Linked DNA regions of Homo sapiens: region 1 is linked to region 2. A link is an interaction called in ENCODE POLR2A ChIA-PET data of the cell type or tissue named here. Cell type or tissue: PC-9. All regions are shown on one strand. Each heading gives the region's core, and the rest is flanking DNA. Links, peaks and the distances in the headings are about the cores only.

Region 1 (5,180 bases), core at 2,212-4,711, 88 kb before region 2:
GCATATTCCTGCGATCACGTCATTGTTCCATGTGAGTCACTGTCTATTTCAAGGAGAAAGGCTGAAGGGGAAGTTTGGGACCACCCTCCTGGTTCACACCCTCCACCAAACAGGCTTTCCGTGAAGCCCCTATGCTGAGGGGACAGTCCAGCCCTGCCCTGTCCGCTCCCGGGCCCAAGTTGAGAAAATGGGCAGAGAAAGAGGCAGACCACCACCCAGCCCGATCTGCACTGAGCCCTGACATTTGCAAACCGCAGCTGGAGGAGGCCCCAGATCCAGGGGAAGCAAAGGAAATAGGGGCTGGATGAGGTCAGGGGACCTGTGCCCCACCCGCTCCACGCCCCCCCACACTCCCCATGGATGCCTCAGAATGAATCCAAGCTGGGTTTTTGGTCACTGTGCACCCACCCTCCACCCCAGGCCCATCTGAGCCCTGCAGAGTCTGCTCCCCAGCCAGCCGCCCCTCCCGCCTGGCCCTCGGGTGGGTCACAGGAGCATCCCACCCAACACTGGCACGGGGAGACTTTCCAAAACCCTGTGGCATGATCCACTGCCCGTGCTCTTCCCTTGCCCCAGCCAGCTGGGAGGGGAGAAGGCCACCTTATGTCACCAGAGCTCAAAAGGGGGAGCTGAGCCTGAATGAGGAAGAGGGGACCAGGAGGTCATAGGGAGCCCACAAGAGACCAAGGCCTAAGAAGCATGGGGTCGTGCCTAGAAAATGATGGCCTTAGTGGCCGTGAGAGTCCCCAGAGACCAAGGGGATTTCAAGGAGACTCTGAGGCAGAATTAGAGTTGGGACAGGCAGAAGGAGGGACGGCGACATTCAGAGGAGGGAGGAGTAGGCTGCAAGTTGTAAAGAGAGACGCAGCAGCCAAATGTAGCCAGAAGTTTCGTAAGGAGGTGGAGGGGGCATGTCGATGGGGAATCTGGAGAATGATAACCCCAAGAAGGCCCTGAACTGGAGGCCAGAATGGGGTCCTTGGAGGGCATGTTGGCAAGTCAGCCCCATCTCCGGTGGCTCCAAATGCAAACCTTGGGGAAAACTAAAAGGAAAAAAAAAAAAGCAGCACAGATTTTGGCAGTGAATTTTCCTGGGTCGGTAGAGACAGAGGAGGTAGGCGGCATGTGGGTTTAGCGCAGGGAGATAAGTGTTGAGAAAAGCTGATTTTTTGGATACACTTTATGTCTTGGTGCTTTGTTTATCCAATTGTCAAAGCTCCGACTTCATCTGTCCAAAATAAGTTGGACAGTTTCATGGGTATTTTTACAATGTGCCTGCTCCTTGAGGGTGGAGACATTCTCTTGTTCATCTTTTTTTTCTAGCAGTGTGATAATTTAAAATATGCAGTAATTGGGGCATGGGTCCCCGCCCATGAGAACAGCCATCAGCCAACACACCTTCCCCATGACCATCAGCTGGGCTTGCACCCTCTGCAGTGCTGGGTCCCAAGAAATATTTGTTGCATTGAAATGATGAATGAGCATCAATTTAATGAGGGGAAATATCAGTCAGTTTAGTCAAGCAACTGGCTTGACTTGGGGATGGAGGTACCTTTCTTTTCCCTGAATTCTGGTCTTAATGAGGGCCCTAGGCTGGCACACAGAGCTTGGAGCAGTATCACGTGGAGGGCACTGCCCCGACACCTGCTGTTTCCTTCACATGGTCCTAAATGAAGGGCCAGCCCAAGGGGAGCAGCTGGGCCCCGCTGTGTTTTCAGAACCCAAGATTGCCTCTGGCATCAGCAAATAGCACCAGAAATTTTAATCAGAAGGCAGGGACAAAGTAAATAAATAAAAAGAAACCAGTGACAGCTGCCTGCCATCACCCTAATTAAAAACAAATATGCAATCCACCATGGTCAGCTTTCTGCAGTTCCTTGGCTCCCCCTTCACACACACACACACGTGTGCACACGCAGGCAATAGGCCACCTGTGTAGGGACAGAGGTCACCGTCATGCGGGCAGAGCCCTGGGCCCAGACAGAGAGAGACTCCTCAGTGCGTTTGAGTAGGTTACCCAGATAGACGCGGCCACAGTGCTGAGCCCCTGCAGTCTTGCGTCCTCACACCAGCCTCAAGCTTGTCCCTGGGAGCTGGACCTCCACCCCCAGGCTTCCCAGCATGCTGTTCCTTAGGACTGGGAAACTCCTGGCACAGGTTTCCAGGGCCCACTCCTTCCCTTCATTCCAATATTGCTCAGATGTCACCTCTTCAGAGAGGCCTTCTCTGCACATCCTATCAAAAATAGCACACGTGCAACCTGTTGCCTTCTTTTTATTTTTGTATTTATTTATTTTTTGAGACAGAGTCTTGCTCTGCTGCCCAAGCTGGAGTGCAGTGGTGCAATCGCAGCTCACTGCAGGCTCAAACTCCTGGGCTCCAGTGATCCTCCTGCCTAAGCCTCCTGAGTAGCTGGGACTACAGGCATGAGGCATCACATCCAGCTAATTCCTTTATTTTTTGTTAAGGCGGGATCTTGCTATGTTGCCCAGGTTGGTTTCCAACTCCTGGGTTTAAGGGACCTCGCAGCTGAGACTACAGGTGCTAGCCACCACGCCTGGCCTCCTGTCACCTTCTAACCCCTTGTGTCATTTTATTTGTCTTCCAAGCCCCCCTCTCTATGTGAGGTTATATTATTTTTACTTGTTTTCACTAGTTTATCTGTTACCTTCTCAGCCCCCTGTGCTAGCCCTGCACATTCACACCAACCTGTGGACAGGGATGGCTGGACTCACTGGGTCTCCCGAGCTGCTCAAACGATGCACGGCACACAGTAACCTGCCAACAAATATTTATCAAATGAACAAAGGGTTTTTCCTTCCATGTCAAGATGACCTCTCTGACTTACCATGGGAAGTGAAGCTGCTCTTTCCAGTAAAGGGTGAGGTGTAGAGTGTTCCCCTTCACTCTCGTCACAAGGCCACCAACCCGAGGCCTGCACAGAGGTGGCTCTAGGAGAAATGACCATCACAATAGCCTCCCTGTGCCAGGCCCTCTGCTAGGTTCTCTGCGTGTATTTATTTATTTATTCATCACTTATTTATTCCCTCTGATGACCTTAGTGGTGGCTATTTGTACCCCCATTTAGCAGATGAGAAAGCCAGGGCTTGGAGGAGGAACTTAAGTTTCCCAAGACCATTGAGCTCATCCATGATAGAGCCAGAACTTAAACTCACATCTGTTTGATTCCAGAGCTCAGCTACAAAGAAAGTTTTTCCTAGGACAAAACTACAGCCATTGAACCATCCCTACTAAAACCTCCCCTCAGCCACCCAGAAAGCACCTGGCCCTGACCCTGCTTCCTGGAGGTCACCAGACTGCCCAGGGAGGGGCGCATTTCCCACCTGCACACTCACAGCACTGACGGTGCTGAAGGAGTTAATGAGACTCAGCCTCGCACCCAAGTTTCCAAAGACTCATCAAAGCCTTTGGGGGGATGAGGGAGAGGTGGGTTTGGTGGGAGCAGGGGGAGGGTGCAGAGGGCAGGCTGTGGGATGGAACGCTCTCCTTTCTAAGCATTGTCTGCCGTTATCACAGGGCAGGGAAGAGCTTGCTCAGAGGCTCCCCCTTCCCTGAACGGATAGACATCTCTTGGAGTTATCTCAGCCAGAGGAGAAAGCTGTCACCCCAGGGCAGCCAGACTCCCGAGGCCTAAGACAATGGGGCGGAGTTTCCGGCCAGGGTCAGCTGCAAGATGGGAGGCAGGGCCCCAAGACGGCCAGCAGCAGGCAGAAACTCAGGGCACTGTCAGAGAGACCCACGGGGGCAGGGAGACCCAGGCTCCAGGACGCCCCAGCTGTTGACTCACTGCATGTCTCAGGAACAAGTCACTTCTGTGTGTCTTTGTCTCCTCCTCAAAAGGACAAACTCATCCCACACCTGCCCCTCCAGGGCTCAGAGGAGATCGGCCAGGGAAAGGGAAATGGAAGGCCAGCTACTAACAGAGAGAGGCTTTAAGTAACAACACAGTTTTCGCTGAGTGCAATAGCTCGCACCTGTAATCCCAGCACTTTGGGAGGCCAAGGTGGGCAGATCACTTGAGACCAGGAGTTCAAGAACAGCCTGGCCAACATGGTGAAAACCCGTCTCTATTAAACATACAAAAATTAGCTGGCACGGTGGCAGGTGCCGGTAGTCCCAGCTATTCAGGATGCTGAGTCAGGAGAATCGCTTGAACCTGGGAGGCGGAGGTTACAGTGAGCTGAGATCACACCATTGCCCTCCAGCCTGTGTGAAAGAGTGAGACTCCATCTCAAAAAAAAAAAAAGAGAGAGAGAAATAACGCAGTTTTCCAGAATCCTGAAGTTTCCTGTGCACAGGCGCTCCATGGGCACTTTCCACAGGTATCATCTCACCTTAACCCCCACAACACTCTGAGAAGTAGGTACTTTCTTTTTTTTTTTTTGAGATGGAGTCTCGTTCTGTCACCCAGGCTGGAGTGCAATGGCATGATCTCAGCTCAATGCAACCTCCACCTCCTGGGTTCAAGTGGTTCTTGTGCCTCAACCTCCTGAGTAGCTGGCATTACAGCTGCCCGCCACCACGCTCAGCTAATTTTTGTATTTTTAGTAGAGATGGGGTTTCACCATGTTGGCCAGGCTGGTCTTGAACTCCTGACCTCAAGTGATCCACCCGCCTCGGCCTCCCAAAGTGCTTGGATTACGGGCGTGAGCCACCACGCCTTGCCAGAAGTAGGCACTTTCATTGTTCCTGCTTTACAGATGAGGAAACTAAAGCTCCAAAGGGTTAAGTCACTTGCCCTAGGAACTTCTGTGCTGCATTTTTAGATCCCACCATCCTCTAGCCTTTCCAGTTACTATCAACTCAATTATGGGTCCAGAGCTCCCCAGGAAACTTTCCACGAGGAATGAGGATGGTTCTATTGTCTGCCACAACACCTCTGACCCATTTAAGCCACAGACAGTATGGGCCCGTTGACCAACATATGGAGCTGTGGAGCTGTGTGGTTCTTTTCCGCTCTAATGATACATTTCCTGCTTCATGTCATCGCTGGCTTTTGGAGACCCTTTGATGGGCGGGGCCCCCTCATGGCACACAGCTCACTAGGTGGGTAAGGACCCTGGGAATCAGGAGATTGAATTTCAGGCTCAGTTCTGCTGCTAACGGCAGTGTGACCTCTGCCTGTCGCATGGTGGGAAACCTGCCCTCCACACTTTAGA
Region 2 (6,153 bases), core at 1,870-4,369:
GGCCTGTTTGTTCTTTTTAAGCAACACCTTCCCACCCCCAAGTCACCCCCAACCCCACTTCCACTCCACTCCCTACTGTCCAAAAGATACAGGCTCCACTGTCAAAAACCACCAAAGAAATTCGGATCGTGTGCTCTGTGGGAGGTAACCATGCTTTTTCTTCCACCTCCTGGGCCAAGGAGAGAGATAGGTGATAGTTTTAGCTTTATTTGCCCTGCTTTGCAGAGTAAGCGGGTGACCATCAGAGAGCCTTAGCTCCTGCTCCTGCTCCAACCCCAGCATGCACGGATTTAGTCTGGGATTTTGCCTGGGGAACGTGCCCTGCTGTGAATTACTCTGCAGCAAGAAGGACACAGGTGTTATTCCTGGAAGGGGAGAATTCTCGCCAGGACAGAACACAAAGAGGATAGAAATTTGGAGAGCTGAACTTGCTGCCTTAACCTTCAGTGTCCACCAGACGGAAGCAGATCATTCCCTGGGAAATTCACAGGCTCCATTTCACAGAACTTTCTCCCTCTCTTCCCAGAGGCACTCTCCGTTTCAGAGGTGACTATCCCACAGCCATGCATGCGGGACTTCCCTCTGGCTCGGGGCCCTTGTTTGTTTTAGGCCAGGAGTGGAGACTCGGCCCTGGTGGAGGTTTCCAGAGGCCACTGAGAAACCCATACACATCTGGTTATTTTCACGGCTGCAGGAGGCCGGAGGTGGCGTGGGAAAGACAACGTGCTCCCTCAGAAAAATATTTACCAAGGTTGTTTTTGAACTTACTGCTAGGGGAAGAGTTGTGTGCCAAATGTCCGGGCGCTTTGGCTCTGGAAGTGTGTGTGTGCCTGGGGACAGGTTGCAGGTGCTCCTGGGAGCAGGGACAGGGCCAGTTGAGAAGGGTGAGGGTCGGTGCGAAGGGTGCGGGTCGGTGCAGACCCAGTGTGATGGGTATTGGGGGGCGGGGGCAGGGTAGAACACTCATCCCCGAGACAGTTGGGTTAGAATCTGGCTCTCTGACCTGGGGTGGGGCCTTCCCTGGGCTAGTCTGTCTCTCCTTTTCTGAACGAGGTACATAATAGGCCAGACACTGTGGCTCACTCCTGTAATCTCAATACTTTGGGAGTCTGAGGCAGGAGGATCACTTGAGCTCAGGAGTTCAAGGCTAGTTTGGGCAACAGAGTGAGACCGTATCTCTACAAAATAATCAAAAACATAGCTGGGTGTGGTGGTGCACACCTGTGGTCCCAGCTACATGGCAGGCTGAGGTGGGAGGATCATCTGAGCCCAGGAGGAGGTTGAAGCTGCAGTGAGCCGTGATCGCGCCACCGCACTCCAATCTGGGTGACAGAGCAAGACCCTGTCTCTAAAAAGATTAAAAATTAAAAGGTACTAAAGGTGTGTCCTCAGAGGGTGCTGGAGACACAAATGAGATCATATGCAGGAAGAACGTGGCGCAGAGTCTGGCCAATATGCTAAGACCTCAGTATTTGCCCAGTATTAAGTTTACAGTCATGAGGATAAACTGCTCTTAGGAGGTGTCATTTAATAGGTGGATTTACAGAAAGTTCCAGCATGTGAGTGAGGCAGCATGTCCACCCCTCTACCCCGTGGTCTCAGAGCTGCCCCGAGTGTACCAGGACACATGCAGCACCCAGACTGGGCACGGACGTTCCTGTCTCCTGCTCACAGCAGGGGGTCGGCAAGGCTGGCTGAGCCTGGCTGCCCCTTCTTCCAGCCCCGCCCTCAGTAAGGATACTGTAGATTTGGAATATTTAAACATTTTCCTCAAAGTTTTTACATTTCGGGGACTGGGCGTGGTGGCTCACGCCTGTAATCCCAGCACTTTGGGAGGCTGATCACGAGGTCAGGACTTCAAGACCAGCCTGGCCAACGTGGCGACACCCCATGTCTACTAAAAATACAAAAATGAGCTGAGCGTGGTGGTGCGTGCCTGTAATCCCAGCTACCCAGGAGACTGAGACTGGACAGTCACTTGAACCCGGGAGGCGGAGGTTGCAGTAAGCCGAGATCACAATACTGCACTGCAGCCTGGGTGACAGGGCAAGACCCTGTCTCAAAAAAAAGAGCTTATACATTCTAAAAAATATGTTCATTTTGTTCCAAGATAGATATGTCTCCCTCGACAGATGAGGAAACCAAGGTCCAAAGAGGTCCCCGGCTCACACAGACATCCAGGTCTCCATTTGCAGAGCTCACTTTTTCTGTGGAGGCTGCATCACATCTTGGATGTGGTCATTTAAACTGACCTTAAAGGCAGGGCGAGTGGCCACTCTGCCACCTCCCCCGGGTGCTGTCCTGTGGTGGTGACTTGTTTGGGAGCCCATCTTGGGCAGGCGAGGTTAGCGAAGGCATCCAGGCATCAGCCCTGTCCCCGTCCTCGCCTGCCAGCTGGCTGGTGTGTTGGCTGTCCCTGGGCACAAGGCCCAGGAAGACAGATCAGGATTCACATGGTCTGCTGCAGGGGAAGGGATTAGGAGGCCCCTGGGGAGGGTATTGTTTTAAGGAGGTTAGTCTGCTCTTTCCAGCTCAGGAAGAACCCATCCCCTTCTCTGGGCAGGCTGGTGGTCCCTAGACAAAGCCTGACACCACGTACAAAGCTCCAGGGGCTCGGCATGGGGACGCCTCTCTTGTTAGCAACAGCAACAACAGTGGGAGCGGGAGTGGGGAGCAGGATGGGGAGTGGGGAGCAGTTGAGAGGGAGAGGAACCAGAGCGGGCAGGGGTGGGCTGAGCCCCAGGGAGTGGCGACGCAGGAATCTTGGGTGGCACCGTCGATTGAATTCCAGGCTCTCCTGTTACCTCTCTGCCTTCAGCCACAGAATTATAGTCATGAGTCATTCCAAAGAATGTATCTAGAAGCTTCCTGCTGAGGCGCTGGGTCCTGTTAGGGGGTAGGGGTGGGGTTCCGCCCTCTGACCTCCACCTGGAGGATGCAGTGTCACCAACTCTGGGCCTGATTTTCATCAGGTGAGACTGTAGAGGTCATTGAACCCTGTGCTCCCTGCATTATGAGGAAACTGAGCCCCACTAGCTGCTGTGCCAGGGCATGATGGAGGATGAGGCTGGCTCCCCGCAGAGCACTTCTGCCCCTGCCACTCCTTCCCTGCCAGGCCTTGGGGATGGGAAGCTCGGTCAGAGAATGGGTCTGGGACACACAACGGAGTGGGGCAGCCCATACAGAAACAGCCTGAGGGTCTGCCTGGGGGTAGGGGGGTCATCCTCCCAACTAAGTCAGAGCACAGGGGAGGGGCCAGGAGCTGGTCTCCTGGTTCATCTCCCTCCTGTACTCTGCAGGGCCACAGTGGGCCCTGTGCAGCCTTGCCACAGATGTGTTTGAAGTGCGTACACATCAGTTTCCCAAAGACAGGGACTGCGATGGTCACGGAAGCCCTATTCACAATGGCCCTAAACTGGAAGCCGCCCAAATGCCCATCAGCAGCAGAATGGACAAATACATAGTGGCATGTGCACACAATAGAGTCCTCCACTGTAATGGGGGCGAACAGTCTGCGACCGCACACCACGAGAAGGATGAGTTACACAAAGCAAAGCTGAGTGAGGGAAGCCAGACCCAAGAGTCACGACGGTGTGATGCCATTGATATGAAATCCCACAACAGACACAACCCCGAATCTTCTCAGTCAGAATAATAGCGGTTACCCTCGGGGATGGAGAGGAACACAGGCAGGGCTTCTGAGACGAGCTGTCCAGTTTCACCATCTGGTGCTGGTTAAATGTGTGTATTCCCTCGAGGACAATTCATCAAGCTGTACACTTGTGATATGCACCTTTTTGGGGGGGTGGGGTGGGGTGGGGCGGAGTCTTGCTTCCATGCCCAGGCTGGAATGCAATGGTGTAATCTCGGCTCACTGCAACCTCTGCCTCCCACTCCCAGGTTCAAGCAGTTCTCCTGCCCCAGCCTCCTGCGTAGCTGAGACTACAGGCACGTGCTACCATGCCCAGCTGATTTTTGTATTTTTAGTAGAGACAGGGTTTCACCATATTGGCCAGGATTGTCTCGAACTCCTGACCTAGGCCTCCCAAAGTGCTGGGATTACAGGCGTGAGCCACCGTGCTTGGCTTTTTTTTTTTAAAAAAACAGGTTCTCACTGTCACCCAGGCTGGAGTGCAGTGTTGCAATGATGGCTCACTGCAGCCTCGACCTCCTGGGCTCACGCAATTCTCCCACCTCAGCCCTGCAAGTAGCTGGGACTACAGGTACACACCACCAGGCCTGGCAATCAATTAATTAGTTAACTAATTTACGCATACATACATATATACAGGGTCTCACTCTGTCATCCGGGATGGAGTGCAGTGGCGCAATTATGGCTCACTGCAGCCTCCACCTCCCTGGGCTCAGGTGATCCTCCTGCCTCAGCCTCCTGAGGAGCTGGGACTACAGGTGTGCGCCACCACACCCAGCTCATTTTTGTATTTTTAGTAGAGATGGGGTTTCACCATGTTGGCCAGGCTGGTCTTGAACTCCTGATCTCAAGTGATCTGACTGCCTCGGCCTCCCAAAGTGCTGGGATTGCAGGTGTAAGCCACTGCACCTGGCCACGTGCCATTTTTTAAATGCCTGTAATTCTTTAGTGAAACATTTTTTAAAATGATAGGGAAAGGGGCTGTTCTGAGAACCTCCTGACTGAGCACAGTAGAACCTACTGTGAGCATGGGGCAGCGGCACTGAAGGATGAAAACACCAGGCTCCAGACAGGCAGTTCAGGTGAGCCTCCCAGGGGGAGGGGCGCTGGGGACAGGAACCAGCAGGGAGAGGCCCAGGAGAAGTGGCAGGGAAGGCCAGATTAGGCGCCTTAACCTGCTGTGTTGGACTGGCCTTTTTTGCTGGCTGACTTCTACCCCAGCCCTGACACCAGCTGCTGCTGGCCCGAGGGTGTAAGCACCATCCTGGAACACACTTATCAGGTGTTTGTTGGGACTGGGTTCTGTGCAGGTGCCAGGGATACGAGAGAAACAGTCGTGGTCCCTCCCACAGAAGCCTCAGCATCTGCCCACTGAGGGGTGGCAATACCAGTAGACAGCACCAGCCATCCAGAGGGGAGGGCACCTCTCCAAGGACCCGTCATGCCATACATCTCCCCTGGCATCTATTATTGGATTGTGGAACTTTCAGATTTTAAAATCTATCTTAGTTTTTAAGTGGTTTTGAGTAGCTAGCTGACAGCTTAGGTATTTTCCTTTGCCATATGAGTTGCAAATATTTTTTCCCAGTTTGCCATGATGTGGCTTGGTTTCTAACAGGCTAGTACAAGTGACACTTGTCAGGCTCTTTAGGAAAGTCAGAATAGGATCCACAGCTGGGTTAAAAAACATAGTCCTCTTTGGCCAAGCACAGTGGCTCATGCCTATAATCCCAGCACTTTGGGAAGCAGAGGAGGGAGGATCACTTGGGCTCAAGAGTTTGAGACCAGCCTGGATAACATAGTGAGACTCTGTCTCTACAAAAAATTAATTAGTTGGGCAGGGTGGTAAGCACTTGTAGTCCTAGCTACTCGGGAGGCTGAGGTGGGAGGATTGCTTGAGCCTGGGAGGTCAAGGCTGCAGTGAGCTGTGATTGTGCCACTGCACTCCAGCCTGGGCAACAGAGCGAGACCATCTCAAAAAAACAAAGAAACAAAAATAGGCCTAGCCCCAGGGGGATCTTAGACATCAGTGGTCAGCATATGACTGCTTGGCCAGCTGTATTTGTCAGTAAAGTTTTCTTGGAACACAGTCAAACCCATTTATGTACAGGTTGTTTCTGCGGTTGTCTTCAGGCCCATGACGGCAAAGTTGAGTAGTTGCGGCAGAGACTGTATGGCCCCCTATAAGGCCTAAGATATTTACTTTGGTCTTTTATGGAAAAAGTGTGTGACCTCTGTTGTACAATACTGTGTCACAGAGTGATTCCACACACGAGAGGGTGTTCTTTCCTGCACACAGGGCCATGGAGAGAAAGCTGCCCCCAGTCACACTGGTGTCCCAAACTGACCTGTTTACTTGCTGTGGTGTTGAACGCTTTCTTCACTTGTGTGTGTGTGTGGTCCAATTGACTTACCGTACAGCTTACTGTAATAACCATTTTTAGGGGTGCAGTTCAGTGGCATTAAGTACCTTCTTCACACTGTCATGCACCTGCTCCTAT

What was found. ChIA-PET counts read pairs that join two places held together with the same protein. Peaks named below come from ENCODE experiments on the same cell type or tissue, not always from the same donor. Only the 100,000 strongest peaks of a DNase experiment are listed, where the experiment ranks them.
Region 1: POLR2A ChIA-PET joins it to region 2 with 20 read pairs; 8 of 35 experiments call an interaction of 5 or more read pairs at or near these places.

Annotation. Positions count from the first base shown.
Region 1 is chr7:131,624,514-131,629,693 of GRCh38, reverse strand. No RefSeq gene overlaps it. Among named protein-coding and RNA genes, the nearest start is that of PODXL, 70 kb to the right of the region's middle. RefSeq lists enhancers at 4,429-5,094, 5,095-5,180. In PC-9, for the core only: no CTCF peak of the experiment used is centred there; a DNase peak (open chromatin) is centred at 3,763; H3K4me3 peaks cover 543 bases; H3K27ac peaks cover 2,086 bases.
Region 2 is chr7:131,535,257-131,541,409 of GRCh38, reverse strand. All of the region lies in intron 1 of PODXL (podocalyxin like), which reads left to right. Among named protein-coding and RNA genes, the nearest start is that of PODXL, 18 kb to the left of the region's middle. RefSeq lists an enhancer at 4,411-5,335. In PC-9, for the core only: no CTCF peak of the experiment used is centred there; DNase peaks (open chromatin) are centred at 2,419 and 2,829; H3K27ac peaks cover 1,826 bases.